2 separate regions of the Homo sapiens genome follow, and region 1 is linked to region 2. A link is an interaction called in ENCODE POLR2A ChIA-PET data of the cell type or tissue named here. Cell type or tissue: HepG2. All regions are shown on one strand. Each heading gives the region's core, and the rest is flanking DNA. Links, peaks and the distances in the headings are about the cores only.

Region 1 (15,062 bases), core at 3,212-11,211, 240 kb after region 2:
TGATCTCAGGTGATCTGCCTGCCTTGGCCTCCCAAAGTGCTGGGATGCCACCATGCCTGGCTGACAAGTTGTGTTCTAATAGGATGGTAATCAAATTTGCCAAATAAGAAAATTACCAGCATTTTTGCTTCTAGCAGTTTCTCCATTTGTTTCCAGATACAAAACTCTGATTGTCACTTACACCTAGTCCCTCCTTAGATACCTGCCAGCTCTAGAGTTACAGCCAACTCTTTCTTCTCCTTCTTCTTGGTGTGGCCCAGGCATGTGGAGGAGGTGCTAAGCTCATTGCATCTGTCTGGATTCCCCCCATGGCTCTAGTTTGCAGGCCTTCCCTGGAAATCAACTTTGTCCCACCATTCTTTGGGTCACATCCTAAGAGGCCTTGGGCACTCTCTCCACCTCCTAGGCTTTCTGAGCTCTGGGCAGGGGGACACATGAGCTTCTTCCTGTGTTTCAGATGCAGATGGCAGAGCTATTGGTGTCCCATGGAGCTAGTCTCAGTGCAAGGACATCCATGGATGAGATGCCAATAGGTAAGTCCAGCACAATAGCTGGTGTGCACAAATAGGCAGTTATCAATGTTTTGATGGGTAGAGGGAGAAATAGATAAATATATGGTTGTATAGATTGATGGATTGGTGTCTAGATAGATAGATGGATTAATTAATGGATGGTAGATGAATGGACGGATGGACAGATTAATGGATAGATGGATAAATGGATGAATGGATGGTTGAGGTGGTAGATGGGTAGATATTATGAGGTCTGGTTGAATGGATGGGTGGGTGGGTGGATGGATGGATGGATGGATGGATGGATGGATGGATAGACAGAAAAATAAGTGGATGAGTGGGTAAAGGATGAATCTATGAATACATGGCTCAGTCAGCAATAGGTAGATAGATGGATGAAGGGGTTAGGTAGAATAGATGGGAGTATGTAGCTTTATTAGCATCTTTGCATAATTTATTGCTTGGGCTATGTGGGGTACCTGCTTGGGGACTCTTCTTGGAAACTATCAAAGAGCAACATGAATCCCTCGGTCATAGCTGGGAAGCTTAGGAATTGTGACTGTGCCCAGAACCTGGGTTTCCCATTCTTATAATCCTCTTATAAACACACTCACTCAACTTTGGCTGGCATTGTTTTCTTGCCTCCCTGCATGCCCTGAAAGATGCTTGGAGTTTTCAGTGGGTTGGGGTGGCAGCTCCTCTGGTCTGGAGCACCCTCTTGCGCCACAGGTCCTGGCCCCGTCCCCCACAACAGACTCCTCTGCCCCTTCAGACCTGTGCGAGGAGGAAGAGTTCAAGGTCCTGCTGCTGGAGCTAAAACACAAGCATGATGTGATCATGAAGTCACAGCTGAGGCACAAGTCATCCTTGAGCCGGAGGACCTCCAGCGCAGGCAGCCGTGGGTGAGTCCGGGGCAGGGCAGCCAGGAGTCCCTGTGTGTGCTCCTGCCTGTGGTGCCTGGGTGCAGCCTCTAGGACCCACTTTGTCCTCTCAGGAAGGTGGTGCGGCGAGCCAGCCTGTCGGACAGGACCAACCTGTATAGGAAGGAGTATGAGGGAGAGGCCATCCTGTGGCAGCGGAGTGCAGCTGAGGATCAGCGGACCTCCACCTACAACGGGGACATCAGGGAGACCAGGACAGACCAAGAGAATAAGGACCCTGTGAGTGGCCTCACGCCCTGCCCTAGTGTCAGCCACTGCAATGGGAGGAGAACAGGGCCCAGCCTGGCCTTGCCTCTTCAACTGAGAGCCTTCAGAGGGAAGTAGCCAGGCACTGCCCTTAAACTAGCATATCCAGTCTGATGATGATGGCTACTGTAGTTAAACCAGCAGATTCAGTCTGATGGTGGTGGCTGCTGTAGTTAAGGAGGTGATCGGGGAGTGTGTTAGAGGCTGAGCTGGGTGCTTTGGCACACAGGTAGGTCTCCTAATTGACAGGGGGTGAGTGTCCGCTATGCGCCTAGCTGTGCTCCAGCACACCTAGCAGTGGACTTCCAAGGAGAGAGCTTCAGTAGGGCAGTCACCCAGGAGCTGAGGGTGCTACAACTTCTTTTTCAGGAAATATAACAAGATATTGAGAATTGTGTTTATCAGAACATGTTTTTTGAAAAATGGAGTAGGATCCTAGTAGGACCTCTGAGAAGCCTGCTCCTGTAGCAGCCAATGGTCCTTTAAGCTTTAAGCTGCTTTCATTTCTGATGGCTGCTTTAAGAAATTATCACAAACTGGATGGCTTAACATGGTGGAAATTTATTCTCTCTCAGTTCTGAAGGCCAGAAGTCTAAAATCCAGGTAACACCAGCATTGGTTCCCTCTGGGGGCTCTCAAGGGGATTCTGTTCCACGCCTCTGCGAGCTTCTGGTGGCTCAGGCGTTCTTTGGCTCTTGCTAGCAATGATTCTAGTCTCTGCTTCTATCTCCACATGACCTTTTTCTTCGTGTGTGTGTGTCTGTTTTCTTTTTTTATTTTTATTTTATTGGTTTTTTTTGAGACAGGGTCTTGCTCTGTCACTCAGGCTGGAGTGCAGTGGCATGATTATAGATCACTGAAGACTCCAACTCATGGGCTTAAGCGATCCTCCCACCTCAGCCTCCCAAGTAGCTGGGACTATAGGCGGGGGCCATCACGACTGGCTAATTTTCAAATTTCTTGTAGAGATGAGGTCTTGCTGTGTTGCCCAGGCTGGCCTCAAACTTAGCCTCAAGCAATCCTCCCACCTTGGCTTCCCAAAGTACTGAGATTACAGGTTCGAGCCACTGTACCTAGCCTGTTTTTTCCTCTTATGAGGACACCAGTCATTGGATTGGAGCCCATGCCAATCCAGTATGACCTAATCTTAATTTAATTTATTACACCTGCAAATACCTATTTCTAGATAAAGTCACATTCAGAGATTCCAGGTAGACATGAATTTTTGAGGGACACTACTTAACCCAGAACCAACACACTCACTCAGCATGGCTGCTTTCTTGCTGAGTGGAGTGAACAAGTTTGGGGCTGGAGTGGAATTGCTGAGGATGAGGGAGAAGTTAACTGTACCAGAAGTGGTCTGCCATTTTCGTTCTTCCACTACACCACGAACAGATGAAAACATGCCTAGAGAGTTTAGCCTTGGTGGGATGAAATTGATTAGCTACCGAGCATGCCCACGTGTCTCAGAGGGACCCTGCTTCCCAGCACGAACAGTGGGGTCACCTACTGCCTGTCTCACCAGGAGGTGTGAAGGTGCCTGCCCAAGGGGAGGCCACATCAAAGCCACCAGCTGGTGATGGAGAGGGCACGTAGGGAAGATTTGTTCTGCCTGGCCCCTTAGTCTGAGGATTGGTGAGAAAAGAGATGTAGATCAGTATCAAATCACATTTCAGATGTCTCCCAGCTGTGCTTTATTTATTTTTCCTTTGTGATTGTGGTGTAACTTAAGTATGGTAAAGCAGACAAATCTTTTTTTATTTTTTTATTTTTTTATGATATGGAGCCTCGCTCTGTTACCCAGGCTGGAGTGCAGTGGTGTGATTTCAGCTCACTGCAACCTGTGCTCCCGGGTTCAAGCGATTCTCTTGCCTCAGCCTCCTGAGTAGTTGGGATTACTAGTGCCCGCCACGACGCCTGGTGGATTTTTGTATTTTTAGTAGAGATGGGGTTTCACCATGTTGGCCAGGCTGGTGTTGAAGTTCTGACCTCAAGCAATCCTTACCCACTTGGACCTCCCAAAGTGCTGGGCTTACAGGTGTGAGCCACCATGCCTGGCCAAGTAGACAAATCTTAAATGAGATTTTCAACAACCTTTTACAAATGTACACACTCAGATGAATTCATAGAGCATTTTCATCATCCATGTTCTCTCTCCGTCCTTTCCCCCACTCCAAATGTAGTCACTATTTAACTTTGAGTTCTAAAGATTAATTTTGTATATGCATATGAATGACCCTGCAGTTTCTTTCGTGTCTGGCTTTTTTTACATCTGTGAGAGTCACCCACGTTGTGGCATATAGCAGTAGTTTTTTTTTGTTTTTTTTTTTTGAGACAGGAGTTCACTCTGTTGCCTGGGCTGGAGTGCAGTGGTGTGATCCTAGCTCACTGCAGCCTTGACCTCTTGGGATCAAGCGATCCTCCCACCTCAGCCTCTTGGGTAGCTGGGACTATAGGCATGCACCACCATGCCTGGCTAATTAAAAAAAATTTTTGGCTGGGTGCCGTGGCTCATGCCTGTAATCCCAGCACTTTGGGAGGCCGAGGTGGGTGGATCACAAGGTCAAGAGATCGAGACCATCCTAGCCACATGGTGAAACCCCATCTCTACTAAAAATACAAAAATTAGCTGGGCATGGTGGCACGCGTCTGTAGTCCCAGCTACTCAGGAGGCTGAGGCAGGAAAATCACTTGAACCCGGGAGGTGGAGGTTGCAGTAAGCCAAGATCGAGCCACTGCACTCCAGCCTGGGGACAGAGCGAGACTCCGTCTCAAAACAAAACAAAACAAAACAAAACAAAATTTTTTAGAGATGGAATCTTGCTATGTTGCCCAGGCTGGTCTCAAACTCCTGGGCTCAAATGATCCTCTTGCCTCAGTCTCCCAAAGTGCTGGGATTATAGGCACGAGCCACTGTACCTGGCCTCATTCTTGTTTTTTTTTTCTTTTTCTTTTTTTTTTTTTGAGATGGAGTCTTGCTCTGTCCCCCAGGCTGGAGTGCATTGGCGCGATCTCGGCTCACTGCAACCTCCATCTCCCGGGTTCATGCCGTTCTCCTGCCTCAGCCTCCCTAGTAGCTGGGACTATAGGTGCCCACCATCACGCCCAGCTAATTTTTTGTATTTTCAGTAGAGACGGGGTTTCACCGTGTTAGCCAGGATGGTCTCGATCTCCTGACCTCGTGATCCACCCGCCTCAGTCTCCCAAAGTGCTGGGATTACAGGCGTGAGCCACCACGCCTGGCCGCCTCATTCTTTTTTATTGCTTTCTAGAATTCGATTGTTTGAATATTAAAATTTACATATCCATGCTCCTTTTTTTTTTTTTTTAAATTGAGACAGAGTCTCGCTTTGTCACCCAAGCTAGAGTGCAGTGGCGTGCTCTTGGCTCACTACAACCTCTGCCTCCCAGGATCAAGCGATTCTCCTGCCTCAGCCTCCTGAGTAGCTGGGATTACAGGTGCGTGCCACCACGCCCGGCTAATTTTTCTATTTTTAGTAGAGATGGGGTTTCGCCATATTGGCCAGGCTGGTCTTGAATTCCTGACCTCAAACGATCCACCCTCCTCGGCCTCCCAAAGTGTTGGTATTACAGGGGTCAGCCACTGCTCCTGGCCTCCATTCTCCTTTTGGTGGACATTTGGGTTTCTTGTTTCTGGCTCCTGTGAATAAAGCTCCTATAAACATTTTTGTACATGTCTTTTGGTGGACATAAGCACTATTTTGTGTTGGGAAAACACCCAGGAAAGCAGCTGGAGTCACGGGTAGGCATATGTTTAGCTTTAGTGGATACTACCAAGCAGTTTTCCAAGGTGCCTTGTACCTGTCTGCTTTCCCATGGCAGAGTGTTTCTTGCCAACCCTTGGTATAGTCAGTCTTTTTTTTTTTTTTTTTTTTGATACAGAGTTCCGCTCTTGTTGCCTAGCCTGGAGTGCAATGGCGCCATCTCGGCTCACTGCAATCTCCGCCTCCCGGGTTCAAGTGATTCTCCTGTCTCAGCCTCCTGAGTAGCTGAGATTACAGGCACCTGCCACCATGCCCAGCTAATTTTTGTGTTTTAGTAGAGATGGGGTTTCACCATGTTAAGGTGGGAATTCTCAAAGCATGGTCCCTGTACCAGCAACATCAGCATCACCTGGGAACTTGTTAGAAATGCAGACTTTGGCTGGGCACAGTGGATCACAAATCCTGTAATCCCAAAACTGAGGGAGGCTGAGGTGGGAGGATCTTCTGAGCCTAGGAGTTACTGGACAACATGGCAAGACCGTATCTCTACCCCCCACCAAAAAAAAAAAAAAAAAAAACAATTAGGTGGGTGTGATGGTGTGTACCTGTAGTCTTAGGTCTTGTGAGGCTGAGGCAGGAGGATTGCTTGAGTCGAGGAATTCAATGCTGCAGTGAGCTATGATAGCACCACTGAACTCCAGCCTGGGTGACAGAGTGAGGCGTGGTCTCTAAAAAAAAAATAAAAATAAATAAATGTAGATTCTCAGGACCCACTCCAGATGTGGCGATACTGCTGCACACAAGAATTTCAGAACCACTTATTTGAGGAATAATTTGTTCAGCCTGACCCCCAAATCACATTTCTTCCAAGGCTGTGCCCTGTTAGCCTTCAGGGATGACTTTGGTTCACTGTTTTTTGTTTTTGTTTTTTTCCTCTGAGACAAGGTCTCACTCTGTTGCCCAGGCTAGACTGGAGTGCAGTGGCGCAAACTTCGTTCACTATAGCCTCTGCCTCCCAGATTCAAGCAATTCTCCCACCTCAGCCTCCTGATTAGCTGGGACTACAGGCACCCGCCACCATGCCCAGCTAATTTTTGTGTTTTTTGGTAGAGATGGGGTTTCCCCATGTTGGCCAGGCTGGTCTCGAACTCCTGACCTTAAGTGATCCACCTGCCTTCGCTTCCCAGAGTGCTGGGATTACAGACATGAGCCACTGTGCCCCTTGTTTTTTAATCTGATGTTTAAGTAGCAGTACAGACAAACTAAATCAGAATCTCAGGAGTTGGGACCTCAGCATTGTATATGTTTGTCATTGGTGTTTTTTTTTAATTTTTTTTAGATGGAATCTTGCTCTGTTGCCAGGCTGGAGTGCAGTGGCTCAATCTTGGCTCACTGCAACCTCCGCCTCCCAGGTTCAAGTGATTTTCCTGCCTTAGCCTCCTGAGTAGCTGGAACTACAGGCGCACGCCACCATGCCCAGCTAATTTTTGTATTTTTAGTAGAGACGGGGTTTCACCATGCTGGCCAGGATGGTCTCAATCCCTTGACCTTGTGATCCACCCGCCTCGACCTCCCAAAGTGCTGGGATTACGGGCGTGAGCCACCATGCCTGGCCATGTCGTTGTTTTTTAAAGCTAAAGAGAGACTGTTTTTGAAGTGATTGCAGCAGTAAGTAGAATGCATCGACCACAGAATTGGCAAGATCTTGGAGGTCAAGGAGAAAGGAGTTCGTTTCCTAGGGAGGAAGACAGAGGCTGCAAGGACTGAGGGTTGGGGGTGGGATGAGCAGGTGGTGTAATTGGACAGTTGACCAGGAATGTGTGTCTGGTGGTCAGCCCATTTCCAGAACGGTCTTCAGGAGAGTTTTTCTGCATTGCAGTGCTTGTTTACCCTCAGGGTGAGTCAAAGTCCAGGATCCTGTGGGGAGGGGAGCAGCTTAACTAAAATTTGGTTAAATCATTTACCGCTGGGCGCAGTGGCTCACGCCTGTAATCCCAGCACTTTGAGAGGCCCAGGCAGGCGGATCATCTGAGGTCAGGAGTTTGAGACCAGCCTGGCCAACATGGCGAAACCCTGTCTCTACTAAAAATAGCCAGGCGTGGTGGCAGGTGCCTGTAATGCCAGCTACTTGGGAGGCTGAGGCAGGAGAATCACTTGAACCTGGGAGGCAGAGGTTGGAGTGAGCCAAGATTGCACCACTGCACTCCAGCCTGGGCAACAGAGTGAGACTCTATCTCAAAAAAAAAAAAAAATCATTTAGCAAGCATTTAATTTCGGTTGATAAATTGACAGTTTAATCATTTCAGAGGAAAAGAATGAGAATTTGGGGGACTGTGTTTGGGTTGTCCTAGGAAAAGGAGGGGTCGTCTGAGCGTTCTGGAAATCCTATGGGGAAGGGTGATTCTGTGCAGTCAGCCATTCCCCAGAACACAAAATGTGGGGGTTTTGTTTAACCTTCCTGTTGTCCAGTATCTCAGTTCAACATTGCCAAGATGATGGTGCCTACCACAAAGGGTGTTCTAGGGTCAATTGTGTTCTTATTTGTATAGAACTCAGCCCATAATTTGTACCTCATTAAGCATTAGGCAGATAAGTACATTTAGAAGTTCCCTGCATCATGAGAAAACCTCTTTCGTCTAACCCACATCCTTCAGGCTGGAGTTAATTCCTCTTCCTTCAATGCTCTGATTTCTGACACTGGAGATGGATATAGGTGGGTTTTGTTTTCTTTTGTTGAGACAGGGTCTCATTCTGACAGGGTCACTCAGGTTAGACTGCAATGGTACAAACATGGCTCACTGCAGCCTCACCCTCCTGGGCTCAAGTGATCCTCCTGCCCAGCCTCCCATGTAGCTGAGCCACAGGCACGCACCACCATGCCCAGCTAATTTTTAAATATTTGGGTAGTGATGAGGTCTCACTATGTTGCCCAGGCTGGTCTCCAACTCTTAGGCTGAAGCCATCCTCCCACCTCAGCCTACCAAAGTGCTGGGATTACAGGCATGAGCCACTGCACCCAGCAGGGATTTTTTTCTTTTTAAACTAATAGATTTTTTTTTTCCGAGCAGTTTTAGAACTCTAGAAAAATGAGTGGAAAGTACAGATATTTCCCATATACACCCCCCTCCACCCTGGTTTCCCCTGTTATTAACAACTAGCATTAGTGTGGTACATATGTTATCACTGATGAGCCAATATTGATACATTATTATGAACTAAAGCCCATAGTTTACATCGGGTTTGCTCTTTGTGTCGTAACTCCTGTGGGTTTTGACAAATGCATAATGTCATGTGTCCGTCATGATAGTGTCACACAGAATGCTCTCGCCACTTGGTTTAGGTGGTTATATTAGACAGTTGAGATTGTGAACAACTGGTGAAAGAGACCAGGGCTGTCCCACTAAACAGCCCTGGTATTCTACTTACGCTTCCTCCCCAAACTCTAGCAATCACTGATCTTCTACTGTTTTCATAAGTCTTGCTTTTCCAAAATGTTATATACGTGGAATTATATAATATGTGATGCTTTCAGATTGGTGTTCTATATGGTTTTTTTTTGAGACGGAGTCTCACTTTATTGCCCAGGCTGGAGTGCAGTTGTGCAATCTTGGCTCACTGCAACCTCTGCCTCCTGGTTCAAACAATTATCCTGCCTCAGCCTCCTGAGTAGCTAGGATTAGAGGCCTGCGTCACTGCGCCTGTCTAATTTTTGTGTTTTTCTTTTAGTAGACACAAGGTTTCACCATGTTGGCCAGGCCGGTCTCGAACTCCTGACCTCAAGTGATCCATCCACCATAGCCTCCCAAAGTGCTGGGATTATAAGCGTGAGCCACCACGCTCGGCCTGTACATGTTTTTTTTTAACTGTCTAGATGATGCCAATGTGCATCCAAGATGGGATCAGTGTCTCAGATCTTTGCCACTCTAAGCATCAGCAGGAAATTCTTAGAAGTGCCAAATTGCAGGCCCCAACCCAGACCTATTGAATCAGAATATGGATTTTAACAATATCCCTAGGCAACTCACATACACATCAAAGTTTGAGAAGCACTGACTAGGACCACCAAGAAACGGTCTCTCCATGACATGGCATCAGTCTGCCTGCATAGTTCAGAAGGAGCCATTAAAAAAAAAAAAAAGGTTGGACTCGGTGGCTCATGCCTGTAATCCCAGTGCTTTGGGAGGCTGAGGTGGGAGAATCATTTGAGACCAGGAGTTCAAGACCAGCCTGTGCAACATAGTGAGGCCCTGACTCTAAAAGGAGAAAGCGAAGAAATACACACTCATAAATGGAAACTTACTATGGAAAGTGTTCTTTGCCTTATCACATATTACCATATATATATATAACATATATATGTTATATATGTTATATATGTATGTTATATATAAATACATATATATGTTATATGTACATATATGTTATATATGTACGTTTTATATATATTTATATATGTATGTTATATATAAATATATGTTAGAAAACTAGATTATAAACTAGATTATATATATATATCTTGGACATCTTTCCATGCCAGCTTGTGGAGAATTCCTTCATTCTTTTTGCCAGCTACAGAGCATGCCAATAGAAGTACTGGCCACAGTGTCCTGCTTGCCCAATGATGACTTTCAGGCTTTGCACTAATGAGAGAGAAAATCTGTGAAATGGGCTTGCTGGTGCAAAGTATACAATCTTTTCTAAAAATTTTTATCATTATTATTGTTTTTATTTTTTACTGAAGAGCTGGGGAGAGAAGAAAGGAAAAAAAGAAAAAAATTTCAGTGAAGGATGATGCAAAACTGTCCATCAAAGAGACTGTAGCAATTTACATTCTCACTTATTTCCCCATACCCCTGCCAACACTGAGTAATAACACACTTTAAACGTATTTGTCAGTGTGATATCCAAAAGTGATATTTTGTTGTTTTAATTTTTATAGTATTAACGATTAGTGGGGATGAATATTATTCCAATGCCATGTATATCTATATATTTTGCTGTGGGCTACATATTAGTATCCCCTGCCTACTATTTTTATTGGGTAGATAGGCTTTTAAAAATTGACTTTTGGCTGGGTGCGGTGGCTCATGCCTGCAATCTCAGCACTTTGGGAAGCTGAGGAGTGTGGATCACTTGAGGCCAGGAGTTCAAGATCAGCCTGGCCAGCATGGTGAAACCCCATCTCTACAAAAATACAAAAATTTGCTGGGTGTGGTGGTACGTGCCTGTAATCCCAGCTACTCGGGAGGCTGAGGCAGGAGAATTGCTTGAACCCGGGAGGCAGAGGTTGCGGTGAGCAGAGATTGCGCCACTGCACTCCAGCCTGAGAGACAGAGCAAGACTCCGTCTCAAAAAAAAAAAAAAAAGGACTTTTAAGAGCTCTTTATACTTTTAGAAAATTAGTCTCTTTTCTGTAATATATGTTGAAAATATTTTCCTAGTTTCTTCATGTGTCTTTTGACCTTGTTCCCTGTTCATGGTGATTTTTGCTGTGCTTTAAATGTTGTTGCATGTATCTATTTTTTAGTTTATAGTTTTTAGGAAGCAGCTACTTTTCAAACTCTTGTTATCCAAGGATTATTAGGTGTACAGGATCCCTGGGTAAGAATCTTTGTGAGATATGCTTCATATACAGAGGAAGGATTACAAGTGACTGAAAAACCCAACTCAAATGGACTTACACACAAGGAATTTATTGGCTTGTGCAACTGAAAAGTCTGAGCCTGGAAGGATCCTGGACTTCAAATGGGTCATCAGGATGCAGTCTCTCTTAGCCTTTCTTCATGCCAACTTTACTTGCAAGCAGACCCTTCAACATAGTATCTCCCCAGCCCTCAGCTTACGTCATTCTTACTACCCACAGTTCCTACAGAAACTTCTCTTTCCCAGTTGTTCTAGCAAAAGTCCCAGGGTTGCTTCACTGAAGCAATTTCAGTTAAGAACTCATCCCTGGGCCAATCCCTGTAGTGAAATATGTTGACTAGCTAGGCCTTGGGTCATGATCCAGGCCCTGGAGCAAGGCCAGGGGTCGGTCAACTGTACGGAAATTCATAGATTGGGGGTTCCCCAAAGGAAAACCCTGGCCCCGATACCCAGGGAGAGAAAACAGATAGAGGAAAAGTCCAAACAATAATGCCCTCAGCAGAGAGACAGGTGGATAGTAGGTTCAGATCTTCCAGCCAGCTGGTAATGTTGTCCTTCTCACTCGCAGAACCCCAGGCTGGAGAAGCCCGTGCTACTCTCCGAATTTCCTACCAAGATCCCACGAGGTGAACTGGACATGCCTGTTGAGAATGGCCTCCGGGCTCCGGTCAGTGCCTACCAGTATGCGCTGGCCAACGGGGATGTCTGGAAGGTGCATGAGGTGCCTGACTACAGCATGGCCTATGGCAACCCTGGCGTGGCCGACGCCACCCCGCCCTGGAGCAGCTACAAGGAACAGAGCCCTCAGACGCTTCTGGAGCTGAAGCGGCAGCGGGCTGCAGCCAAGCTGCTCAGCCACCCCTTCCTTAGCACACACCTGGGCAGCAGCATGGCCAGGACGGGCGAGAGTAGCAGTGAAGGCAAGGCCCCCTTGATCGGAGGCAGAACTTCACCGTACAGCAGCAATGGGACCTCGGTATATTACACGGTCACCAGCGGAGATCCCCCACTCTTAAAGTTCAAGGCCCCCATAGAGGAGATGGAGGAGAAGGTGCATGGCTGTTGCCGTATCTCCTAGTCTCCGTGTGATGGAGGAGGGAGATGCCTGGGGAGGGGCTCCTGGAATCCAGGCCAGCCCAACAGCCCTGGCTGGGGAGGTGTCAGGGCAGCTGGGGAGAGGTGGGCTCTGCTTTTCAGAGGAACTCAGACCCCAGCCCTCAGCTGGCTGCCCATAGCATCCCATGTCCCACGTCCCGTGGTTCTGCTTCCTGCTGCATCGTCTGCCATCTGACACAAGGCCTGTCGTGGCCTCCTGGTTCACTCTGCTGTCTGATCTTGGGAGGGTGGGCTTGAGATCCCAGCTCTATTCTTGGTATAAAGGCTTCTCCGGATCAGTACATGCATGTCACATTAACACACACACACACACACATATACACACACACACAAGCTCGATCAGTGTGTGTAGGAATGACATACCTGGGCTCAGGGGAAGCAAGGGGGCTTAGAATTTGTGGGGTATTCCCAAAAGGATGGAAGTTAAGACTCAGAGTCTCATTACCACTGCCAATGTGGTTTTAGCAGGGGAGGGGACCTGCTAAGCTGAGACCCATAGTCCTGCTCAGAGTTATCCCAAAGTCTGAGCCACCAGCCACACCTGACAGGGGTGAGAAGTCCTCGCTGTGTTCAGAGGGAGCCAGGAATCTACATGGGTAGATGAGATAGACACAGACCTGCTCCCCGCAGCCTTGTTGAGAGCCACACTTCTGCCCATGCCAGGAGCCAGCTGTGTGACCATCCAGGGGTGGAGGGGGAAAACCAGGCAATTTCGTTCCTGGAATCAACCAAATCATGTTTTCCTCTTGGATGGAAGTGTCAAAGGCAGAAGGGTGTGGGAGGGGGACAAGGTCAGTATTTACCAAAGTGTATCTGATTTTAAAAATTCCTTTAGTCTGTAAAACTCCTAGAGGGAGGGAGGTAACTGAATTCACTTCTTTTTGTGGATCGTATCAAGGTCACTGGGTTTTACTGGCTGGTGCTGGGAAAATGAAGCTAAGTGAGGAGCTTCCATTGGAATGCTTTTCCAGGGAGAGAGGCCAGTTAATTTAAAAAAAACAGTCGCTAGTTAACAGCGACAGAGCCCAGCACCCTGGGGTCTTTGTGAATATCCAGACTGTTTCAGCCCAGCCCATCTCAGCCAACCCTCCTTAGACTGAGCTGTCAGAGCAAGCAATTAGGGGCCAGCCTGCCTCCACCTCCCACCCCCTTCCACCTCCATCAGTCATGTGTGCAGAGTCAGTGCTCGGGATCCCGGGCCCAGCTTTTGCCTTTTTGGGGATGCTTGGTGAGACAGATTTGCCAGTCAGCCCTTTTGAGTTCCCGCCTCACCCAGGGGCTCCCAGCCTGCACTTGCAGGAGTGGTGATGCCCCAAGTCTGCGAATCCAGGGTGCACGTGGTCAATATCCCCTCCTGCATTCAGGAGAGCCATGGTAGGGCTAGAGTTGGGTCTTGCCCAGCCCTGCAGTTTCATAGTCCCAGCCTTCCTGGTGCTGGGGAGGGAGGACTGTGAATGGCTGTTCTCCCCTCACTGCTGAGTCTCCCAGGACCCCCTTTGGAGATGCCCATGGCATGGGCACTGCCCACAGGCTCAGCCAGAACCTCTTGGTGTACCCGATAAGCTGCAGGTTATCCCTTGCTCTGTGCGCCTTTTATTTGTCCTTAAACTACCTCCTTAGAGCTCTGAAGGGGTCTCCTAGTTCCAGATTTTAATTTGGGGAACAGATCTGGGTTCTTTTTAACCCTCTTCTTTCTCAGTCTATGAGAAACTTGCCCTGAGGGGCACCTGGGCTAGGGGCTTGGGACTGGAAGACCATCCCCGCCTTGTGCCACAACTTTGGTCATGGGATCTGCTCTTTGTCATTCTTAGCCCCCTACTGTGGCCCCCATAGCCCCATAACCCAGAGAGGGAGCTGGACTTCAGGGAGCCTGAGTGATGCTTTCCCAGGAGCAGGGCAGCTGGCTGGACCAGAAAGTAGAGGGCCCATGGGAGTGACTGCACCCTTGGTGGCTGCTGGAAGGGGAGAGGTTCTCAGCATCAGGCCACCTCCACCCCAATGCCAGGATAGATGTATTCTAGAGTAGGGGTGGAGGCGGCCCAGGAGGCTGAAGACAGGTGCACAGATGCTTCCCACGACCTTGCCATTTGGGGTGGGCTCTTCAACATCTCAGGCTGTGGCTGGAACAGGACAGGATGATCTAAAACACACGTACCATTGGCTGTAAAACAGTATGAGCCCAGACTGACGCTGAAATCCCTCATGAGCCAACCTTAGCTACAAGGTAGGGAGTTCTGAGGGAAGCCGCGTGCTCCTCAGGAGAGAGCTGTTTAGGTTTTCCGATCTTTTTGCTCAGGGGCCAAACACTGAAGGCACGTACTGCCCAACCCACTGAGCGCCTGAGGCCATTCCCTCCTTTTCCGCATGCCTCCTGCCTCCTGGGCTATTCCTCTCCACCCAGAAGGCTGGGAATCCCAGCTGATTCCCTGACAGGAGCCGACTTCACACACAGGTGACTCTCAGGCATTGGCTCATGTTTTCAGCCAGGGATAAACCATCCCTTCTTGGGGCTTTAAGTCCCTGGGGAGCTTTCCCTGTAGGTCTCCTGGGTGTTGAGAGACAAGTTGGAGACCAACCTCCAATGAATGAGCCGCGGTCATTCATTAATTCACTCACGTAATTTACTGAGTAGCTGCAACATGCCAGCCTCTACGTTAGGTTCTGCGGATAAAGGAGGAATAAGACAGAGTCAGGAGAACTGTTCCTTGTGGTTTCCGTCCCTTGGGGACCACAGGCATCAGCAGTCCCATTCAAGTCACCTGAGGCAAAGTGTCTGCATCTTCGTCCAGCGACCCTTTGCTTTTCGGCTCCTAGAATCCTTAGAGTCTGAATTCCTTTAGCTGGGAACAGCTGTCATGGTCACCCCTGGATAACATTTG
Region 2 (15,062 bases), core at 2,612-10,611:
ATACCAACACATGTGGTTTAAGTACCTGATGTATGCTAGACCCTGTGCCCAGTTCCAAAGCAAAATGCCACTCACGCTGGGGAACTGGAGGCATCAGGAGACGGCACAGAGGCAGAGAGCAGAACCAAGAGCCCAGAGATAAGAGCAGACAATTAAATAGAAACCACCTATAATTAAAGGGGTCACAAAATAAGGTGGGGAAGGCAATTTTCATTGCTACTCAGACCACACAGTGTTGAATTCAGGTATCAACTCTGCATATTTGGAAATAGGTGCCTGGGCCACATGGGAGGGATTCTGAGGTGAAGTCTGAGCTCCGGGGTGATGGATTCATGGTGTCTACAGTAGTTGGGGAGAGGAGAATGCAGGTACCTGTCTCATGCCTGTGCTTCTTGAGCCCATGCTGTCCGCTGGCCTCTGTGACTAACTCTTCTGCACCTACTTAGACAAGGAGAGAGGCGGGAAAACAGGTTGTTCAGGCAGGCTTTGTGGGGGCTAGAGCAGAGAGGACCCCAGGCATGCATTCATACTTTTCAAACTGGAGTTATAGACCTCCTTATAAACCAGCAGGGCAGCTTCAGAGGGTTAGTTTTTAGTTTAGTTTAGTTTTGTTTTAAAATGTCTTCTAGTCAATTTAGTTCAAAATTCCATCATCTTGTTCTGTATTCCTGGGTCAGACTTTCACCTGGCTCTTTTTTTTTTTTTTTTTTGAGATAGAGTTTTGCTCTTGTTGCTCAGGCTGGAGGGCAATGGCGTGGTCTCAGCTCACTGCAACCTCCGCCTCCTGGGTTCAAGTGATTCTCCTGCCTCAGCCTACCAAGTAGCTGGGATTACAGGCACTCGCCATCACACCCGGCTAATTTTTGTATTTTTAGTAGAGATGGGGTTTCACCATGTTGGCCAGGCTGGTCTTGAACGCCTGACCTCAGGTGATCCGCCCGCCTCGGCCTCCCAAAGTGCTGGGATTACAGGCATGAGCCACCGTGCCCGGCCTCTTTTTAATACTGATGTCTGGGCTCTACCCACCCACCCGCTTCATGCTTGGGAGTCACTATTTTACAACTCCTCAGCTGATTCTAACATGCAGCCAGGGTTGAGAAAATAGCGCCTAACCCTTGGAGACACACAGCTGATAAAAGGAAAGTCTTCGTTCTCAAGAAACGTCTAGGTTTGGGGTGGGGAGTCGGGGGTAAGTAGGAGGCAGTTGTGTGCTGAAAACGTTTCTGTGTTCCAGGGAAAAAAGGCTTGATTTTTAGCATTTGCTGATTTTTGTGATATAGATACTTTCACTATGGCCGATTTCAAGCCACCAATGTGATGTAACTGAAAGCTGGGTTGGGATGAGAGGCACAATGGCACACCACATACTAGAGGCAGGCACATCCACAGCTCATGACAACGCTGGGTGAGAAGGGCTGCAGTTACTTTGCACTGGACCAGCATCAGACCAGCAGCCTTGGCACCACATGGGTGCTGGTGAGAGAGGCAGAAGCTAAGGTTCACCCCAAATCAACTGTATCAGCATTTGTGCTTTAACCAGATCTCCAGGCGATTCATGAGCACATCCAAGTTTGAGAAACTCTGCTCCAATAAATGGATCTGTAAAAACCTTTTCTGGGGCCTGACATGGCATGGTGGCTCATGTCTGTAATTCCAGCACTCTGGGAGGCCAAGGTGGGAGGATCACATGAGGCCAAGAGTTGAAGACCAGCCTGGGCAACAACATACTGAGACACCTGTATCTACAATAAAATAAAATAAAATTAGCTGGGCATGGTGGTGAGTGCCTGTAGTCCCAGCTACTCAGGAGGCTAAGGTGGGAGGATCCCTTGAGCCCAGGAGTTTGCGGCTGTGACGATCAATGATTGTGGCAGTGTACCTCAGTGTGGGCAACAGAGTGAGACCCTGTAGAAAGAAAGAAAAGAAAGAAAGAGAGAGAGAGAGAGAGAAAGGGAGGGAAGGGAAGGATGGGAAGGAAGGGAAGAAAGAAAGAAAAAGGAAGAAAGAAAGAAAGAAGGGAAGAAAGAAAGAAAGAATGAAAGAAAGAAAGAAAGAAAAGAAAGAAAGAAAAGAAAGAGAGAGAGAGAAAGCAGATGGAAATAACCATACCTAGAAGGGTCAGAGAAACCTTCCCAGGAAGAGTGGCATAAGAATTGGGTTTCAAAGGATGAGTAGGAGTTTTCCATACAGATAAGAGGTAAGAATGGGGAAAGGAATTGTTGAGAGGGATGAGTATGGACAAAGGTATAGAGTGGGGAAAAAGTGGTGTGGAGAGGGCATGGGGTGTAGTGGGAGGAGACGAGGCTAGAGAAGTGGGTTCCCAAAGTGTCACCTGACCAGCAGCATCTGTGTGCTGGAAACTCTTGTGAAATGCAAATTATGAGGCTCCCCTCCTAAATCTACTGAATCAGAAATTCTGGAGGTGGGACTAGAATCTGTATTTTTTATTTTTTATTTTTATTTTTTGAGACTGAGTCTCAATCTGTCACCCAGGTGGAGTGCAGTGGTGCAATCTCGGCTCACTGCAACCTCCGCCTCCCAGGTTCAAACGATTCTCCTGCCTCAGCCTCCCGAGTAGCTGGGACTACAGGAGTGCGCCACCATGTCCAGCTAATTTTTGTATTTTTAGTAGAGACGGGGTTTCACCATGTTGGCCAGGATGGTCTCAAACTCCTGACCTCAACTGAGTCCTGATTTCTGAGAGACAGACAACGGCATGTGTGTGACTGACAAGTGGGCTCTGCTGAGCACCGATGGGTTTGCTGATGGGACAGTTATGGAGAAGAAATCTCCTGAAAGCATCCTCCACCTTGAACTCAAACTCACTAGTGACCTTGGCTGAGATGTCACTTCCTCTGTAAAGCCTTCTCCCTGCCAGCCACTCTCCATCGCTGTGACCCCACTGCCTCCTCAGCCCTCCCCATTACCTCTCAAGCTGTTCTCTAATGGCTTAGCTGTCCTTCCAGCACAAGGCCAGGACCTTGTACATCTTGGTATGACATCCCCAGCACACTGCCTGACGTTACCCCCATTCCAGCAGCTCACTCTTGATTGAGTACTTACTGAGTGTGAGCATCATGCCACGGGCTTTACCGGAGCTGTGTCATTTAAACCTGAGAACTGCCCTATGAAATGGGTACTATTGTTGTCAACCCCATTTTACAGATGAGGAGACTGAGGCACAGGAAATAAAATACACTGCTCAAAGCCACATGGCTGGTAAGCCACAGGCAGCCTGCCTCCAATAGACAAACACATTTTGTTGTTGTTATTGTTTTTGTGCTTGTTGCAGGAAGGGAGGGAAAGGGGGAGGGAAAAGTGGGATTTCCTGAGCATCTTTATCACCCATGAGGTCCACAGTGCCCTCCCAGACTGCTGGCTATTCTCCCTTCACTCTGAGGGACACTGCGGAAGGACCTGGAAGAGCTGAGCCTTGTCCAGGAGCAGTGGCTGCTTTATTTAGGGCCTAATGAGCCAGTGTCTCTGCTGTGACTCAGCCACGGCCCAGGGGTCTCCAGGGAGAGGGGACTGTCTGCAGGCCCTGGCTAGCAACTCTCTGCTAACAGCACCTTTCAGCTCCCGCTCTCTCAGCTGCTGTAGCCATTAGTGCTGAAATTAGCATCGTAATTGCCTTTTAACTATTCTTAGCTGTGAAAGAGACCAGGCTGCCCCGCCTCTCCCTCCCTGCCTAGAGAGCAGTGTTGGCTTCCCTTCCTGGATCTAAGGACCACCCCCTGTCCACACTCCCGAGCCTCAGTTTCTTCATCCTCCAAGTGAGGGTGATAATCCAAGCTTCAAAGGCTTATTGTGATGCATATAAAATGCTTGTCATAGTTCCTAGCACACTGTGAGCAATGATGCCAGTTGTTGTGTTTGGAGACCCAGGAGTGCAAGGATATGTATGCAAGTCCATGTCATAACCAGCGTTAGTGCTCAGGTCCTTTTGACTCTGAGCTTAGGGCTCTTCCTGTCCCACCGTGTCAATCCTTAAAATGTGCCTTTCCCTGCCAACAATGGCTTGTTTGTAGGCTGGGCAGTCACTCTTGTAATCCCAGCATTTTGGGAGGCCAAAGGGGAAGAATCACTTGAGGCCAGGAGTTGGAGGCCAGCCTGGGCAATGTATCGAGATCCCACCTCTACAAAAAATTTTAAAAATTACATGGGTGTAGTGGAGTGCTCCTATAGTCCCAGCTACTCAGGAGGCTAAGGTGGGAGGATCACTTGAGCCTGGGAGGTTGCAGTGAGCCAAGGTCACACCTCTGTACTCTAGGCTGGACAGCAGAGTGAGATCCTGTCTCAAAACAAAACAAAACAAAACAAAACACAATCATATGAGATGACAGTAAACAAGATCTTGCCTGAAAACATTCAGCTTTGTCATCATAATTAGAAGATTTTTACTACAAAAAAATCAGGCCTCGGTGAAGAGAGGGGACTCACCCCAAAGGAGTTGCAACCACTGGGTCATCTAGTTTGCCCTCTTAAAAGTGTGAACACTAACTTTTGATATGCAGCAAAAGGTTGAAGGGACGGATGATGAAGCCCAGCTGCCTGGTTCCAGTCCAGTTCTGCCACTCCCCCCAGGGTGACCTTAGGCCAGTTACTTAACCTCTCTGTGCTTCGGCTTCCTATTCTGCAAAATGAGGATAATAATGCCTTTCCGGCAAGTGTGTTCTGAGGTATGAATCAGTCAATGTAGTGAAGCACCTGGCACAGCAGTAAGACACAGTGAGAACCAGGTAAGTGTTTGCTCTTATTACTCATTAGGCATCTTTACTTACTTGCTTGTGTGGCTTCTAAACTGCAGTTTGGGGAGGGGGTTCTGCAATCATCAGCAGCAAATTGTTTTTAGGCCAGTCACCATCACATGGACGATGTTTTCTTACCCTTGGTTTAGACTTGAATCCCAATCAGGCCAGGAGGGGAGATCCCCAGGCTGACCCCGTTTAAGGTGCAAAAACTGAGGCTTGAGAAAGTTAAGTAACTTTCCCAAGATACACACATTATAAAAAGAGGAGCCTGGCCTTGAATTCGGTCAAGTCTCCAGTGCTGGGCACCAAGTAGCAGGCCCCTCAGCTGGCCCTGCATCTTCTTGGGCCTCCCCATAACCCCTGTCAGCAATCCCCGTTTAATGCGAACACCATATCCTTCCCTCCTGGCGGAGGCATATCTGGCAGTGCTTAAAAGCACAAATAAGCTGAGATTGATATGAGGATGAATTGAATTAACATTTATACGACCAGTACAGGGCGTGGCACAGGATGAGTGCTAAGTTAGTAATATTTATGATGATGATGACTATTACTATTATTATTCTGAGACAGGGTCTCACTCTGTTGCCCAAGCTAGAGTGCAGCGGTGCAATTAAGGCTCACTGCAGCCTCCACCTTCAGGGCTCAGGCGATCCTCCCTCCTCAGCTTCCTGGGTAGCTTAGACTACAGGCGCGTGCCACCATGCCCAGCTAATTTATTTATTTATTTTGTAGAGAAGAGGTCTCACTGTGCTGCCCAGGTTGCTCTCAAGCTCCTGGGCTCAAGCGATCCTCCTGCCTCGGCCTCCCAAAGTGTTGGGATTACAGATGTGAGTCACTGCACCTGGCCTATTATTATTTAGCTCGGAAAATCAACCCTAATGACCTCACCGGATACACCACTTCCAGGCTTGGATTTTAGGTTCCCTACACAATTTAGGGCTGTGTCCTGGCTTTAAATATGTAAATGCTGCTGTGAGAAACACATCCTCGGGAGGGAGAAGGGGTGGGCTCAGAACCTAAGACTTTCCAGGAACTCAGATGGGGACTTGGGAAAGCTGTAAAGAAGAGGTCCCTGATCTTATGAAGTTTATGGAAAACTACCTAATTACAAAATTACTTCACGCCTTGAAAAAGAACGGAATGAACAGGACGCTATCATACAGAATAACGGAGGGGTGGGGCTCCACTTCTGATCAGAGGGTCAGGGAGGACCTCTTGGAGGCGGTGATAGTTAAGCTGACACCTGAAGAAGCCAGTCATGCAAAGAGTGGGTCAACAGCTTTCCAAGGCAGAGGGAATCAGGAAAGCGATGGGCTTGTCTGAGGAACAGAAAGGACAACGAACGTGTGAGTCACACTAAGGGGCGCCGTGGTGCGGCATGAGGCTGGAGCCTGATCACTCGGGGTCTTACTGGCCACGGTGAGGAGTCAGGGTTTCATGCGCCCCTGCAGTCAGAAAGCATGGCCCAACCCCAGTGCCCTAAGTCCGGAAACATTCAAAGCTGGACCCAGGGTAGCGGGATCCGGGGCCTCTGGGGACCCGAGAGGGACGTTAAGTTCAGGGCTTCAGGGTGCAGCCCTGGGGTCGGTACCCCCAGCCTCCAACCCAGAGCTGGCAGCGCTCGCCCCCTTCTCCGCGCGGGCCCTCAGCTCAGCTCCCTCTTCGCTCCCCGTGTCCCCGCGAGCGGGAGGGAGGGGATGCTAGGACGCCCTGTCGGCGTCGTCGCCGCTTTCCGCCATTGTTTAGTCGTGATGCTCTCATTTTCTCTGAATCAACAATTTTCTGCTCGGCTCCGCGCCGACCGGCGAACGCGGGGCTTTTCCTCGCCCGCCTGATGACAGCAGAGCGGCGCGGAGCAGCTGGTCCGGAAGGAAGCGCCAGGCGCCTGCCCGGTCCCAGGCGTCCGCTGCCGCCCACCCACACCAGACCCCGCCCCCGCGCGTCAAGCCCCGCCCATCCATACCAAGTCCCGCCCCCACACCCTCACCCACACACCAGGCCGTCCCCACCCCGCCCCCAGAGCCCCGGGGCGCCCCGCCCGCTAGCCGCGCACGCGCAGTGAGCACGGCGACCCCCGGTGGTCGGGTGTCTCCGCAGGCCGAACACGCTGCTCGCCCAGCTGCGGATCATTACCGCCCTTTTGTTCTCCGTCGCGCGCTCGCCCCACGCTAGGAATGCAAACTGTAGGCGCCGCCAGCCCCCCCTTCCTGTTTCCCTGGGTGGGAGTGGGAAGGGAGTTTTAAACTGAATTGTGCTCAGACTCCCAGCCCAGTCTTCCCGGAGCCATCCGTTCCTTCATCCAATGCGGACACCCATATCTAAGGTTCGGGCAGGATTTCCGGGGCACCCTCAAACCCAGCCCGTGGGATCCGGGAAGGCCTCCTGGAGGAGAGTCCACGAGGCACGGAGCCGAGGATGGGGTTGGGGTTAGGTCTTGGAGGGCTTCGAATTTCCGGCAAAGGGTCTGGGATGGTTCTTGAGGACAGCAGGGATTTGCAGGGAGGCTGGGGGTGGAGGTGGGCAGAGGTCTTGCTCACATTTGTGTTCTACAAAGGTCCTTTTGGCTTTTGGGAGGCGGAGACTGAGACTGGAGTCCAGAGGACCAAGGAGGACGAGGTAACTGCCGTGGTCCAGGTGGGAGAAAATGTCGGTGAGGTCTTGGGGGATAGAACGCAAAAGAAGACTAGGGAGTAAAATTTACAGAACCAGTGGCTAGTCAAGTTTAGGGGTGAGGGGGAAAATGAGGACACCCCCAAGATTCTGACTTCCGTGACCATATGGGCGGGGGGACGTCTCCTGAGAAACTGGGAAGGAATGAGGGTTGCTGGGCTGAGCAGATGAGGGAGACCTCGTTCTCCCACCCCCTTCCTAACCTTGTACTTTCCACACCTACGTAAGTAGGCCCTCGTTTCACACAGGCCTCTGTTCAGCGTCCCTTCCTCTGAGAGGCCTTTGCTGACCACCTTTTGTAAGACCCTCCCCATCCCCATACCCTACCCACTGTTTCTTCACGGCACTGACCACCCAAAGTTGTATTTGGATTTGTCTATTGGTTTCTTTTCTGTCTCCCCCACAAAACTGTGAGCTCCTTGAGGACAGGGGCTTTGCTCGGTTCTTTGCAGTATTTCCAGGACCTGGGACACCATTGCCTAGTCTCTGCCTAAAGAATGCATGAATGAATGAATGAGGCAGTGCAGGGTCCAGGCCTTGCTGGTTCATCACTGCATTCTGAGCTGAGCACTAAATAGCAATTTGCTCAATAAATGCATGAATGGATGGATAGTTGCTTCACAACCTAGTAGATAAAATCTAGGCCGGGTGTAGTGGCTCATGCCTATAATCCCAGCACTTTGGGAGGCCGAGGTGGGTGGATCACTTGAGGCCAGGGGTTCAAGACCAGCCTGGCCAACATGGTGAAACCCTGTCTCTACTAAAAATACAAAAATTAGCCAGCCGTGGTGGTGCGCACCTTTAGTCCCAGCTACTTGGGAGGCTGAGGCAGGAGAATCACTTGAACCCAGGAGTCAGAGGTTGCAGTGAACCAAGATCACACCACTGCACTCCAGCCTGGGTGACAGAGTGAGACTCCGTCTCAAAACGAAACAGCCTGGTAGGTAAAATCTAGAGTCATAATGTGAGGAGCAGTACCGTGAGATACCATCAGGATAATGGATTAATAATAGCCCATGTTTATTGAGCGCCTCCTTCACACCAGGGCTGTGTTGCCTGCTGCAGATGGGTTATCTCAGTTAGTCCTCATGTCATCCCTATGAAGTAAGGACTCTTGGTGGCTCCATTTACACACATGAGGAAAATGAGGCCCAGAGAGGTTGAATGATATGCCCAAATTCACACAGCTAGTAAACGGCAGGGCCAGGATCTGAACCTAAGGTGGTTGCACTATTACCAAGTCACAGCACAGTACATGGATGCTATGGCTTGGTGGAAAGGGTCAAAAGCATCCCCACACCCAGTCCAAGGCTCCTCCTAACTTAGATGATTTCTTCTCAAAGGGTCAGAGGCTCCATGTTGCCCCAGCCAGGCCCAGAACAGCAGCAGAGGTCTGGCTGAGTAGAGAGATGCTGATACTAAGTCTACCTGGCCAGTCCTCGACTGTGGGACCAGCACTCCACTTCATGTGTGTGTTATAACATTCGATCTTCAGAGCAAACTTGGTGAGGCCCTCGCGGTAATCATTCCCATTTTCCAGATGGAGAAAGTGAGGCGTAGTGAGGTAAACCAGCTTACCTAGGGCCACACAGCTATTGTGTGGGACAGCTGGTGTCCAAACCCAGGCAGGCTGATTCCAGATCCCACCTCTGTGCTTCCTTTAAGCTGACCACAGCAGGAGGCTGGATGAGGCCAGGCCAGCTCAGGCTGGCCATTCTCAGTGCCAGATGGTGGCTGCCAGGCATGGCTGGAGCGGTGTTTACCCTGTGGCCATTCTGCCTCTGCCCATTGAGAGGGCAGCCCTCTCAATCATCATAAACCGAGGCTGAACCAAGATAGCAAATCCGCATCCTCCATCCCCTGTCACTGGACATCCTGTATTCAATCACCCACATATTCATTTCTTCTAATCTTTCTCTCTTGACTGTGATAAAGTCACTTTTATAGTGCTGAGAACGTGCAGTTCATTTGAATTAAGTCTGCTGGAGTAGATTAGTTTGTGTGGGAAAATCAGGGCTATAAAAGAAGGCATATTTCAATGGTTCTTTTAACTGATTATGCTCTAGGGTCTTATTGTAAGAATCTCATTTGGGGTGTGGGGTGTGTGTGTGTGAGAGAGAGAGAGAGAGAATTGCACACTCACTTCTAGAACCCTGGAGTGCTGAGGAAGACCACCTAGAAGCCTCCCTATAGGAAGGGTCTGGGCTTCCCTTAGAGAAATGATGAAGGGAACTCTGCTATTATCTCCATCAGGTGGTGGCTGCCCAACCTCTGGGGAATGGGGCAGATAATTCACTCTCATGTAGGAGGGCCCTAAAAGACTTGGGTGCAGCTGAAGATGATCAGCTCATGCCCAACAGAGTGCAATGGCAAAGAAAAGTGGACTGATTTGAATGCCTCCAGAGCCCCATCTGGGAGGAGAGGGTAGGCAGACATTGCCAATCTGAGGGTTATTATGCAGTTACTGTCTGCCTTTCCTGGGAGCTCTTTGAAGATAGTCCTGTTCATCACTGTCTGCCCAGTGCCTGACCCTTTGGAGGCCCTCAGTAAACATTTGGTGAATGAAAGGATGGAGAGAATGAGGAGAGCTGGCCATCAACACCAGCTGTCTACCTGGGCCAATAGAGAAGTTGCCCCTAGGAAGGGTAGACCCAGCAAAGGTCCAGGGCATCAGGGTTTCCAGACCCAGCAGCTCATGCTTGACATTCAAGCCTCAGAAGCAACTGTCTTCAAGGGACTATGTGAGTTTGGACAATGAGCATTTCAGCAGTGGCCAGTGGAAATGGAAGAAAAGAGGATTCTCCCCACATGACCTGCTCTGGATAAACCCTTGTGACCTTTCTTCCACTGGCAGGGGTAGGGGTGTGGTGAAGAAGCTTCATTAGGACAAATTAATTTCCTTCTTGGCCAGGTGGATGGGGATTTAAAACTGACCCCATTTGATTCAAAGAAATAAGTGATGGGATGATTCTGGCTCCTAAAATTATGGGGTTAATTCAACTTATTTCAGGAGTATTAAATGGGGTTGTACAAGTGCCCCTGGTCCTAGGAGAACCTCTTTTAAGTTCCTCCACCTGTCAAGATGACTACTTTGTTACAAGAGCTAGAATCTACAAGAGGCCAGGTCTGCTAGGGCCTCCCAACTGATGGTACAACAGACAACCTGTGGCTGAAGGGAGAGACCTTCTAAAACAGCCAGCCTTGGCCAGAGCTGTCATGTCTAAGGACAGCATGTCACTAGTTCCCCCAGGCCCCTCTGCCTCAGCACCCTCTCCTCTCCAGTTACCTCCTACTCTCTCCCTCCAGAGAGGAATTGCAGCATGGGGTGATTGATGGCTATCAGGTATGTGATTATGCATGTGTGTCCAAACCCACCTATGTGGGCATGCTCTGTGCGTTTGTATGTTTGCTCTCTGTATATGAGAATACGCGTGTACATGAACTTGCATGCTCTGTTAGGGATGTGCTTATGTGTGTGTGCACATAGAGTCTAGGTTCTGTGTATGTGTGTGCATGTGTCTCTGTGCATGTATGGACTATCACATATAGTCACACTGTATGTGTGACTGTGTGACCACAGGATACAGGGCCCTTTGATGATAGAGGGAACTCCCCCACCACCTCCCCTGCACCCAGAGCAAGAGGGCTTGTGTTGGCAATGGACTGGCCTTCTGTAGGAAAAGTCCACCCACTGAGGGGCCTAGGTAGATCTAGTCACAGCCTCGCATTAGCTGCTTCCCTGCCTCAGAATTCTCCTGGGTGGTCAAGCCACGGAGAAGCAAGTGGCTCCCATAGCAGGAAGAAACAGTGACAATCTCAGGTACCCTGTCTGAAGGGACAGTGTGGTCCTGGCCTGTGGTTGTTCAGGATTCTAGTGTATAGATGGGGTGGTAACTTCCAAGCCATCCACCACTTTTCTCTCCTCCACCAATGCAGGGGTAACATCCATCAGGCAAGGTGCTGGCAGTTTTCATCCTGGCTCTAAGTCCTTAGGAAAGTCATGTCACCTCTCTGAGCCTTACTTTTCTCATGAGATAGAAAACCTCACAAGATTGTTAAGAATTACATAAAAATTAAATCCTGTGTAAAATGAGAAAATACCTTCTGACTAGCCACTTCCTGAGGGCATGGGCATGTCAACTTATCTTCGTGTCCTCGTGCTTTGCCTGGGATCTGGTGTATGGCAAGCTCTCACCTCATATTTCTATAAACAATTTTGAAATATGTAAGCCTTTGCAGCTTCCCAACATAAATTCATTCACTCATTTATTAATTCAGTACACTTTTATGGAGCATCTACTATATGTTTGACACTATTTGGGGTATTGGGAATAGAGCTGTCAATAAAAGGGCTTACTTTCTAGTGCACATTAGCATACTAAAGGCTCTGAGAAGTCCAGCAGTACCAGGTTTCTGATAAACTTTGTTTAACCCAGCAGTCTCTGTGTTTAATTATGGAATTCCCCACACCTCTTTCAACCTTTTTTTTGCTAATATGCAAATTTAATCCTGTTCCATTCCTCATTACCTGTTACACTCCCAACTCTAAGCCCCTTCAGAAGGGCTATGGAATATAATAATTAAAACAACTACTCTGGAGCCAGACACCTGTGTGTGTGATCCTGGGTAAGCCTCAATTTATTCATGTGTAAAATGGTGATAATGGCTAGGATTAAGTGAGATAATGTTGCATCTCCAATGCTCAGCATTGTGCCTGGAATGTAGTATAATTCATTTAAATAACACCTATCACTCCAGGTCTCCTCAACACCTATGAGGTAAGGCCAATTGTCCTACATGATACCCAATGCCCTAATTGCCTCCCCAGAGTTATCTGAAATCATTCTCCTCCAACTCTCTTTTATGAGCTGGTCATTCGGAACCACTTGCCAGTTCCCATGGCTCTCAAACAGCCGCCTGTTGTTTCATACCTTTGCTCTCATGTTGCTTCCTCTTCTTAAAATTTTCTTCTCAGTCTTTCCTACCTGGAGAACATACATTACATTCATCTCCCGAGTCATCCCCTAATCACCTCCTCCATTAAACACGTACTCACTGCCTGATCCTTCAGCCCCAACTGATCCACCAGCCAACTGTATTTGCATGAGTTATCCAGGCAAGACCAGTAGAGGAATCACCCAGTTCATCTACAGAATCATGAGAAAATAATATGTCATTATTGTTTTAAGCCTTTAAGTTTTGGAGGTAGTTTGGTATGCAGCAATAGACAACTAATGCAAGCTCCTTGAGGCCAATAATAACTAACTTCAACTCATCTTCATCTCGCACCTTGTCATTCAGAGGAGTACATGGGGACCCCTAGGACCATTGGTGAAGCCAGGAGAGAGTGAATGCCCTTGGTTGTCTCCATTCCAGACTAGAGGGGGGATAAATGAGGGACCTCCACTAAAACATCAGTGGAAGGACCCTAGGAAGAATGAACTGTCTAGAGAACAGACCAACAGATCCTCAGCGGACACTGTGAGCTGTCCAGGGTCCTGAGTATTCTGTTCTAGGGGAACACAGTGCCATGCTCTGATCTGCCCACTCCTGTGCCAGGGTCACCCTACTCAAGACCCGCCCTAGTGATTGTTATGCTGACATCTGAGAGAACCAGCCTTATAGTGGGAATAGAGGATTTGACATCTGCTCAAATGGAATTGAAGTTGATTCTTACACCTTCACCCTTCCTTCTCCCTTCCACCCTCCCTCTCAGGAACGATTTGACCATTATAATAAAAATCCAGCTTTATGTAAATACCCTATCCTCCAAGTAATAAATGCCATTAGCTGAGCCTGACTGAGCAATCGCATGCTTTTAAACATCCATTTGAAGATCTTTGAAAGCTCTCTCGAGGCTCTTGCTCATAATTCACTAAGTGGGAGTTGGTAATAACTGTGTTAAATGGCCAGGCCCTGCAATTCGCGGAGGTGTGTCTGTTTGTGTGTTGGTGGTGGTAGTGGCAGGGGGTGCTGGGAAGAGGATGCCCTTCCTTCCATGCTGATCGGTTACTTATTTTTAAGAGTCCCACTGGGGGCTCACAGTCCTTTGATGAGCTACTAATGAAAGAGCCAGATCTAACAATTAATTTCCCCAGAGTTATTATTTATTGTTTTGGCAACATTTCTCTGAAAAGCCTTAATACTCACCTGGCTTCCTGATGGTTGAGGAGAACCATGGGTTGAGAAGAGAAATTAGTTTTACCTGTTTATTCAACAATCATGAATTGAGCACCTGTGTGTGCCAGGCACTGCACTGGAGCAAGATACACCCCTGCCTTCAGAGAGTCCCCAGTTTGGTGGGGGGCAAGATAGGGAAGGGAGCAGGCATAACAATACAGTCTAATACCTATGATAGAGGGGACAATGTAGGGGGCTGTGGGAGCCAGGGGTGGCACATAGCCAAGATTGAAGGAGTCAGGGAAGGCTACAAGAGGAAGAGTCCTTAATGATGACCTAGAGCTAACAAGATAAATAAAAAATAGGGAAAGGAAATACTGTGAGAAGAAGGACCAGTATCTTCAAAGACTCTTAGAAGAGAAAGAGCATCCATAAAATTCTGGTGAGATAGTGTAGTACTGAGAACTTTGTCACTGCTGGTGGGAGTGTAAATTTGTATAGCCATTTGGGTAAACAGTTGGACGCTATGTAGTAAATTTGGAGATATGCAAGCCCTTCAACCCAGCAATTCCATTTATGTCTAGAGATACTTCTGTATGTATACAACATTAGGAGACATATACATAATAATCAGAGCAGCATGGTCTGTAATAGGCAATGACTGGAAACAACCAAAAACCTATCAAAGGCAGAATGAGTAATTGTGGTGTAATCATACAACAGAATACTATACAGTAGTGAAAATGAATGAACCACAGTACACTTCACAACATGGATAATTTTTATATTGACACAAATACATACAACATGACTTCATTTATATTAAATTCAAAGCAGATAAAGCTGAAATATTGTCCTGGGATATTTACTAAGGTGGTAGATATATAAAAGAAAGCAACAAAATGGTTGACCATAGTGTTTTATTTCAGGGGGAGGAAGGGACATGATTGGGGTGGATCACATGGGGAGTCTCAGGCGACATATATGTCTTGATTTGAGTGGTGCTCACATAGATGTTTAGAATTTTTAAATAAATTGTGCACATTTATATCTTTTATATGTTTCTAAGCTTGTGATATATTTCAATATTTTTGTTAAAAGAGGCAAAAAAGCATCATTGTAGCCTGAGTCACTGGGTCCTTCTCTGAACATAACTGTGAGAAGCCTGGCACACCAATGGGAGGGCTGAGGGTGGCTCTCAGGGGACCCTCTGGTGCCAGCATCCTTCTTGGCTGTGTTTCTGTGTGGTGAATAGGCAACCCCACAATGGCAGTACCAAGGGCCACATAGGATCTGAAGTTCTTTTGGATGCTTCTTAGATCATCTCCATGAGATATGGCATGGCTTTGTCATCCAGAAGACCACCAGATGGCTAAACAGTAAAAAAGAGCTTTATAGGTAATATCAGTTTGTAAGCTGGGAAGAGAAAGTCTCCAGCATGGATTAAAGGTGCTCTCTCTTTGAAGAGAGAAAGGACAGGTTGGATTTTCTGCCTCACAGCGTCCATGTTACACAATA

What was found. Peaks named below come from ENCODE experiments on the same cell type or tissue, not always from the same donor. Only the 100,000 strongest peaks of a DNase experiment are listed, where the experiment ranks them.
Region 1: POLR2A ChIA-PET joins it to region 2 with 8 read pairs; 2 of 35 experiments call an interaction of 5 or more read pairs at or near these places.

Annotation. Positions count from the first base shown.
Region 1 is chr20:38,906,522-38,921,583 of GRCh38, forward strand. PPP1R16B (protein phosphatase 1 regulatory subunit 16B) reads left to right here. Exons shown (of 11, transcript NM_015568.4): 8 at 458-533; 9 at 1,285-1,414; 10 at 1,507-1,672; 11 at 11,636-15,062. The coding sequence ends at 12,145. Among named protein-coding and RNA genes, the nearest start is that of FAM83D, 12 kb to the right of the region's middle. RefSeq lists enhancers at 1,469-1,968, 13,833-14,704. In HepG2, for the core only: no CTCF peak of the experiment used is centred there; DNase peaks (open chromatin) are centred at 7,330 and 8,724.
Region 2 is chr20:38,667,799-38,682,860 of GRCh38, forward strand. No RefSeq gene overlaps it. Among named protein-coding and RNA genes, the nearest start is that of SLC32A1, 49 kb to the right of the region's middle. RefSeq lists a silencer at 6,659-6,768. In HepG2, for the core only: no CTCF peak of the experiment used is centred there; no DNase peak of the experiment used is centred there; H3K27me3 peaks cover 1,441 bases.